2 separate regions of the Mus musculus genome follow, and region 2 is linked to region 1. Evidence: chromatin loops called from intact Hi-C (ENCODE). Cell type or tissue: left cerebral cortex. All regions are shown on one strand. Links, peaks and the distances in the headings refer to the core of each region. The heading gives the core; the rest is flanking DNA. Region 1 has its middle 57 kb from the start of Gm13872. Region 2 has its middle 59 kb from the start of Gm34483.

Evidence for each region. Hi-C counts contacts between places; a loop is a spot of excess contacts. Peaks named below come from ENCODE experiments on the same cell type or tissue, not always from the same donor. Only the 100,000 strongest peaks of a DNase experiment are listed, where the experiment ranks them.
Region 2: it touches region 1 in a loop (2.3-fold over the local background); 25 of 42 quality-filtered maps call a loop at or near these places.

Annotation. Positions count from the first base shown.
Region 1 is chr2:102,801,910-102,806,307 of GRCm38, forward strand. No RefSeq gene overlaps it. Among named protein-coding and RNA genes, the nearest start is that of Gm13872, 57 kb to the left of the region's middle. In left cerebral cortex, for the core only: a CTCF peak has its summit at 2,336 (motif pointing right); a DNase peak (open chromatin) is centred at 2,359.
Region 2 is chr2:102,997,971-103,002,368 of GRCm38, forward strand. No RefSeq gene overlaps it. Among named protein-coding and RNA genes, the nearest start is that of Gm34483, 59 kb to the left of the region's middle. In left cerebral cortex, for the core only: no CTCF peak of the experiment used is centred there; a DNase peak (open chromatin) is centred at 2,286.

The DNA of each region.
Region 1 (4,398 bases), core at 290-4,289:
AGATGCTGGAGATGGGTGGGATATCTCAGCCTATTCAGCCACAATGACATTATTTGAAGTACAACCCACTATTGGACTTGCTAAAATATTTAGAATTTATTTGTGGCACAGAAAACACTTTGAGCATGATTTGAGCTTAAATCCCCAATGATGCCACAGTAACATTATCCTAGCCTCTGGTCACATGGTCTGAAGGATCTACTCCTATTTAAATCTCAGTTATGATGTACACCACAGGCATCCGGACACTGCATTACTATTCAGATCCCTGAAACAATTTGAAGGAGCCAGGGAGCTAGGTTTCTCTTCTCCTTCTATCTAATGTTTCTTGTTATTGATCATTTGTGCATAAATGGACATAAAAAATTTTCCAGAAGGTAGATATTAGTTATTTATCTTACTCTGTAAATAAAGTCAACCAATACTTTTTGACCTTTAATGTTAACTTTTTAAGAGCCTACTAAAATAAAAATAAGCTATATCTTATATCTTTATTGACTGATTCTATATTTTGTTCTAGCAAATTCAACTTTCCACAAGGATAATTGTAAGTGAAAACATAGAGCCTAATCTAGCAGAGTGTTGATCAGATCCTCAAATACAACTTAACATGTTATCTGTACTACACTGTGAATGCTAGCCTTAACTATCAACTTGACACAACCTGGAATCACTGGGAATAAAGTCTCAATGAAGGATTCTCCACATTGGGTGAGCCTCTGGGACTATATATGGAGGATTAACTTAATTAAGTCAATTGATGTGAAAAGATCTAGTTCACTATGGGAGGCATCATTCCCTAGGCAGGGGATCCTAAACTGTATGACAGTAGCAAACCCAAGTAAATTAGCAAGAATATATGCATCAATTTATCTCTGTCTTGACTGTAGATGCATTTTTTCTAGATGTTTGAGTTTCTTCCCTGACTTTTCTTACAACAATGGACTGTAATCTAGATTTGTAAACCAAAGTAAACCCTTTCTTTCCTAAGTTGTTTTTTTTTTCACCAAGGTATTTTATCCCAGCAACAGGAGTGAAATCAGACCACCCACTTATAATTCACCTGTTTGTCTAATGAGCAAATCTTGTTTTAGAGTCATTTTTATCTATTTTGATCACCTTGAAATTTGTTTAATGGTTTATTAGAGTTGACACCAACTTTCTTTGGGAAGTACAATGAAAATACTTCTGTTGAGAGGGCTGGTTTGTTAGTTAAAGGGATGGGGAGAGAATTCAATTGGTCAAGATGCTTGCTGCTGTGCAAGCACGAGGGCCTGAGTCTCATCCCCAGAACTCAGTAAAAACTATAAAAGGTCGAGCATGGTGGATCACTGGGGTTTGTTAGCTAGCCAGCCTAGCTGAATCACTGAGCTCCAAGCCAGTAAGACACCGTGCGTCAAAACAAAATGAAACAACATACAAACCAACAACATTAACAAAACCCCCAAATGGATGGTGTCCCGAAGAACAACACCTAAGGCTAACTTCTAGACTCTACATGTACCCCCTACACAACTGCACCCTCACACCAACCCTCACAAAGAGGATTTGATGTGTTCAAATAAAAACAAAGTGATGTAGGAGTTCAAAGAATGTTTTCTGTCCCAGGCTGTTCATGCAGAGCTCAGCCCTGCCCCTTTCTAGTGGAGTGGCCATGCTTGCTGTGCCTGGCTCTTCCTATCTGTAGGATGAGGATAAATGGAGCTTTATCTCAGGTGCTCAGTGTCTTGCTTTACTTTTCTCACTTTAATGTGTGTGCTTACAGAGTGCTCCTTGCTAGACAATATTCTGAGACCTTTAAGACATCAATGTGTTTTGTCCTCATAACTCTGTAAACCACATTCTATTGTCTGTATCTACTGAAAGAAACTCAAGTTTGGTATGCACTATGTCTAAGACAGTGCCTGAAAGATAACCAGTGCCCAGGGTCATCAGTCACAGGTCAAAATCTTTCTTTGTATCTTCCTCAGAAAAGTCACTTGACTACTCTTCTTTGTACTCCTCGGATAAGGATGTCTCCAAATAGACCAGAAAATGTCTAGAAATTAGCAGATAGGGGGCAAATGATGGTCATGCTGGAGCTTACTGTCTCCTTTCCCCCATGATCTGTGAATCCTTTTCAAATACAAGATGCTGACTAAACCAGAAGATGGAACACTATCTGAATGCTTGAGCCCAGACTACCCAGAAACACTGCTTCTCCACACAAGCCTTTAGTGAAAGGATCCCCACGTTCACCTTCCTTCTTCTTTCTAGATTTGCCTTGAGGATTCAGGATTGAAATCAAATAGCATTCAACTTCCACAAAGATCAAAGAGAGGTTTCTGGGATTTCCACTAGAGGGCACATTATCAACAGGCCAGAAATAGCCAACAAGTTGGCCTAAAGCCACAAAGAAATGACAGTTTCTAGGAGGTACATGAACCCAGGTATCAGGGATTTTTTTTCTGATTCAGAGAAGCTCCAGCACTGAGAGAGACTCCAGCATCACTAGTGGCTTTGCAACTCGGGCTTTGTATTTCTGAGCTTCAGTGGTTTCCCAAACCTTGGCTTCAAACAGTTAGAAGAGAAGCCAAGAGCAGCTAGTCTAGAAATTTGTTTTTTAAAACCCACTGCTTTACAGCTACTGTGATTTATGTGGCTACTGTGTTCACAGATGAGACTTAATAAACAACCGTTATCTGAGTGCTCCTGGATAACTGTTTTGATCCCTTTCTTCTTTTCACCCTTCTCCTTTTATCTTTCTGACATCTTTTTCTGGATATTCTCTATTTCTTGAGGAGACTTCAAGTGATAGGAGGGAGAAAGTAAAAAAGCAAAGCTCTCAAGAACTCCACTGACTTCATCAGAAATCTGAATTTCCTTCAGGTCTCCAACTGCTCAAAACCTGCCTCCCCACTTCTAAGCAGATAAATTCCAAATTGTCTGCCTAGATTCTGAGGAGGCTGGGCCCTGGAATGGGTAGCCGTTCTCTCCTCTCTACATCTAGAGGACACCAAGTTCTGGCAAGGCCTTTGTGAAATAAAATAAAATAAAATAAAATAAAATAAAATAAAATAAAATAAAATAAAATAAAAAGCAGTAACATACCTGCCTACTTCCACACTCCCCAGAAAACAAGAGAGGTCCCTGTTTCCTCTCTAATAGCTATTTGAGTATCTGGGTGAGAAGACTAGGGTGTCAGCACTTCTGGTGTGAGGAATGAGAAACAGAAAAGCCATATGCTCCTATCAAATTTTGTCTTTTTGTCTCATTCAATTTCCCAGATATCTTTCTGATAGAAATGACTATTCCCATCTTACAGATGAGAAAATGAAGACACATCATTGCTAAATTACTTAAGATACACATCAGTAAACAAAGTATGGCAAAGTTGGGTTTGAACCCAGGGTCTGACTTTAAAGACGGTCATGCTAAAACTAGATGTTAGCTGCTTTTCCTGGAGTTTTTGCCATTTCTCCTCCGGGGGTGAGGATGGAGGAAGTGGTTTGGATGAAGCTGCTGGAAAACAGCAGTCACCACGTGATGAGGTCAGCAGTCTGGAAGCCTGAGGAGGGTGGGATGGAAGGGGCGGGAGATGGGGAGCCCTAACAAGCAAACAAACTACTGGTGTTGAAGACTAGATGTCAGCAGAGGCAAGAAGTGGGGCCCGAGGCCAGGGTGCTGGATCAGACTTCCTAACTCTATGACCCTTTGCGTGGGCCACCATGGCACAACTCCCCACACTTCCACATGACCTGATCCTCCTTCTTCCAATAAATACAGCATCTAGGAGGTGTTTATAGGTTTCTAAATAAACTCCTTCGTCAATATAGCCTACATGGTACATATCTTCACTTATGCTTCAGGAAGACTCTTTGACTCCCACAGAGAGCTCTGGAGTGTTGGCCTGGCTTATAAGGTTTGAAAATGATCTCTTAATATCAACAAATTCAAGTTAACAAACTTATGACAATAGGCAATGAGACAGGGGAAGTCAGAACTCCAGCATAACTCTACCACTTTCTACTTGGGTGGTTTGGAGACTACAATATACTTCTCTGTGTTCCTAGCTGACTCATCCATTAAAAATGGGATAAGGATTTCTTCATCACTAGTTGAATGTATAAACACAGACATTCATAAGTGATCAGTACTAGATAGTAACTTTGGAGGCCATAATTGAGCTGGGATGTTTGTTCCCGTTTGGAGGTACAAACACAAAGCCTGTTCTCAATAAGTTTGCCAAAGTGGAAGAGAGAGGACAATGGGGAAACTGATAAGATTGAACTATGTTAGTGACAGGTGGACACGGTCAAGGCGGTACTAGGAAGGGGGAGTGCGCTCAATCTGAGTAAAGGTGGGGTAAGACACTTCCTGAGGATGACATCAAAAGCCACAGCTTGGTGCCCAATTTTG
Region 2 (4,398 bases), core at 141-4,140, 200 kb after region 1:
GAAAATTACATCTTCCATAGGATGAAGCAGACCATGGTCCAGCCAAACACTGTTTAAATCAAAACACATGTCCACAGCTGGGACAAGAGCATTAGGACCACCTAGCTGGATTCCATTGGAATGAGTCTGTGTGACACCATGCCAGCATAATTGTAAACAATCTCCCTAAAGAAGTTAGATGAAGGAGAGCCAAAAACCCAACCGATCAAACAACAACACAAACTTCCATTGGATTTAACTCAGTTTTCCAGAAAAACAAAACAAAACAAACAAACAAAAAAAACTTACACATCATACACACCACAAACCCTTATGAACAAACACCACCAAATATTAGAAACTGAAACCTGAACACATTGACACGAAGCCCCTATTTTCCTTGACCAATGCTTTCAAGTTTTCTTTCCCTTCCCCCACTTTTAATCCCCAGGATTTATAGCTCATCTCTGGCACCAAAGCAGGCACATGTTTACTGACTGATCTCACAAGCCACATGCATCTGCAGCTAGAGACCTTTTTAAATCACGCTTCTCTTTTATTTATCATGGTTTCCATGGCAAGAGGAAAATAAAGGGAAACTATGTTTAACAGCAAAGACAATAAAAGAAGCCACAGATCTCAACCAGGCGACAGCCGAGGGTAAGCTAGCTTCCCTTATGTGGATAACGCTGTGTTGCTTGCACCAACCAGATGGTTAATGCTGACTCTGGGGAAGAATCGATGTAACTCATGATCAAAAGCTACCCTTAGGACAGTCTGAGGGGGAGCTTGGACTTTGTTTCAGGCTTCTGTTGCCAAGATTTCCATTCAATGGACCTCAAGAAACCATAGAAGCCAACAGGGACTTCAGGACCAGAAATTTAATAATTAGTTCTAGCCCAGGTCATAAGCCTGGGTGATTTCTTTCATCAAACAGGTACCTTGAATTGGGGCGATCAAGAGATTACACCAGCTCTCTCCCTTGGGCTGGAGTCACAGGTCATACCCTAGAATAACCTGAAGAGTTGGGTTGCTTCATGTCTATAGCAGATAATTTCAAAGCTGGGTCCTTCCCACTCTGAGAAATCTGAGACACCACCTTTCATTCCTGAGATAGCAGTGTACTTCCCCAGTTTTTATTTTGTCACCTTGCATTCAAGTGCCTTGGCCCATATCAGTCACAGCCTTTTGATGTCCCTCTTTATAAAGGCACCAAGTACCAAGTAGTGCATTCTCACCACCATCTGACACGGGGGTAGCAGTCTCCTGGATCCGCCTACAACTTCACCTTCCTCATAACACCCCAGAGACCAGCGGCTGGAAGAAACAGCAAGAGCAGTGGTTTCTAGTAATTTGTTTCATTTTATTTTTTTAAGGGAGGGAATTCCCTCAGTGGACTTACCTAACACTAAAATGGTCTTGACATTAGACTCGCCCCACATTCTTCATGGAGGTGCTTTTTACACGACTTTTTATAGCAGTGGCTTCCCCTCTGTCTAAAACATCAAGGGAAAACCCCAGATTCTTTAACTCACCTACATCTCTGTATGCTTTCTGAGGTGATTAATGCTTAAAGCCACATCCTAGTTCGAAGGAAAGGGGCAGACAGATGAACTGGAAGAAAACACCATTTATTTCCCAGCCCCCTCTAGGCTCAGTGATGTAAAAAGTGTAACTAGTTGATAAAAATCTTTAAAATCTTCTAACTTCTAATACCTGAGAACCAAGAAGCAGAAGACATTGTCAAGGGAAAGAAAAGACTCCTTTTAAAAAGAAATTGTGTGCGTGTGTGTGTGTGTGTGTGTCTGTGTGTGTGTATCTGTGTGTGTCTGTGTATCTGTGTGTGTGTGTCTGTGTATCTGTGTGTGTGTCTGTGTGTGTGTATCTGTGTGTGTCTGTGTATCTGTGTGTGTGTATCTGTGTATCTGTGTGTGTGTGTGTGTGTGTGTGTGTGTGCATGTAGACACTTTTCCACTTTTCAGGCATTGCTTTTCTCCTTCCACAATGTGGGTTCGGAGATCACAAGCACCATTATCCGCTGAGCCACTTGGACAGCCCAGAAGAGATACTTGGTGGAACGCCTTAAAGAAAACAAGATACATTCTGGGGCTGGGGAGCTGTCCCAAGCCTGGGAACGAACTCACCAGTAAGGTCAGCAGCTATTCAGATAAAGGCCCAGCTCTCCTCTGCCTAAACTTGAACCTGTGGATGGGTTTTACCCTAAGGGTGGTTTTGAATTCCTTCCTCCCTGTCTTGAGGGTTCATACAGCAACACTTCACACCCCCACCAAACTTTTTACAGAGATTGAGTTAATTTGAGGAGCTCACAGGCAGCTCAGAAGGAGGGGAGGACAGAGGGGAAGAAGGGAAAGAAGCAAATAGAGGCCATGAGGCTTAACTCTGTCTAGTGGGGCAGATGGTGGGGACTCTGTGCAGATGATCTGGAGACACAGCTGGGAATTACTGCCTGACCGGGAAAACCAGCATCACTGTGGTACTGACCTGCTGAATATACAACCTACTGTGGGGCTTTTCCTTTCCTTTCTTTTCTTTCTTCCCCTCTCACTTCCTTCCCCCCTCCATCTTCCTTTCTTCTTCTTTCTTTCTTTCTAAATTCTTTACAAGATTCCATCTTATTTTTTAAATTTTTAGTGTGTGTGGGTATACATACGAGTCTGAGGGTGCCTCTCAGAAGTCAGGAGAGCAGAAGATTGTGTTAAGATTCCTTAGAGCTAGTGCTACATGTTGTTGTGAACTGGGTGCAAACTGGGCTTATCCGCAAGTGCAGCAAGTACTCTGAACTCCTAAACCATCTCTCCAAGCCTCCAAAATAGTGTCTGTTTCTTTTTTGATGGCAGAGTATCTGCTTCAGGCAGGCTGGCCTTGAACTTGCTAGGTAGTCAAGGATGACCTTGAACACTGATCCTTCCAGGTGCACCTCCACCTCCTCAGGGCTGGGATTACAAGCATGCACCACCATGCCCAGTTTATGCTGAGGATGAAACAATTCCCTACAAACAGATCAGCATCCTCATTTTCAGATCTTTCTATTTTCATTGTTTTAGCCCAGACGGTGAATACATCTGCTCCTCTAGGAAGCTTCCCTGGGTCACTATACATCCAATAGCCACCTTAGCAAAGTAAAAATCCATGACCTATATACCATGGCAATGCTGGCATTCTACCCTTTGAAATTCTTTTTTTGTTTGTTTATTTGTTTTGTTTTGTTTTTCGAGACAGGGTTTCTCTGTATAGCCCTGGCTGTCCTGGAAATCACTTTGTAGACCAGGCTGGCCTCAAACTCAGACATCCGCCTGCCTCTGTCTCCCAAGTGCTGGGATTAAAGGTGTGAGCCGCCACGCCCGGCCCCTTTGAAATTCTTACTTACTTCAGTAATCATGAACGGAAGCAGTCATGTATTGTATTCACTGTATTCGTTGGCAGTACAATGTTGCTGTTGTTTTTGAGACAGTCTCCCTCTATTGAATAGGCTGGATTTGAACTCATGATTTTTGTGCTTCAGCCTCCTGAATGCTTGCATATCTGGTTGTAGGCTTTGTTTTGTTTTGCTTTGCTTTGAGGAAGGATCTCATTTTGTAGCCCAGACTGGCCTAGAATTCGCTATGTATTTTAAGCTGGATTAGAACTCATTGTGTAGCCCAGGCTGGCCTTGAACTCTCAGTGATTCTCTTGTCTCAACCTCTCAAGCGCTGCTACCTGAGCCACCAGGAATGACAGGTGTTACAGCCTTAGAGATTTTTGATTTATACTCATTGATAAAGCAAACCTGAGTAACTTAGGAAGTAGAGAAGCTTGTCTATAAAAATTGTCCCTTCATGGCCCAACAATCATACCTCTGAAGTGTCCTCAGATGGTAAGTTACCTATATGAGATAGTTTCCCTGTTTCTACCAGCCAGAGGGCTTCAAGGAAAGACCTCTGTTCCATGTACCTTCTTGTCTTTGAAAAACAAAGACTGGCCAACTGACCCATCATGTCTCTTCTAGCTGTATCTCCAGGCTCTACACCTATCTGCAGGTTTGACAATCTGAGAACACGTGGATGCCCAAAGAGCTTATAGATGATACTATTTAACACCTAAGCACCTTATATGCATTGACTCATTTAATGTCCTCAATAATTCTGTGAAGTAGATATTACTGTTATGACTTCTATTATTTTTTTTAAAGTTGAATTATTTTTTTTAAAAAAGCACAAAACCCCTACATACTAAAATGATACACATCAGACTTCTATTATTTAGATGAGGAAAAAGGCAAACTCAGTAATGACCTGTCCTACATTGCTGGAACTGGCCGACGTGAGTCTAAGCACCAAGTACATAAGATAATTAGCAAATCCAGGATTAAGCCTTTGACATTCACATGCTTAGAAGGGAGGAGAGCAGTGTGAGAATCAG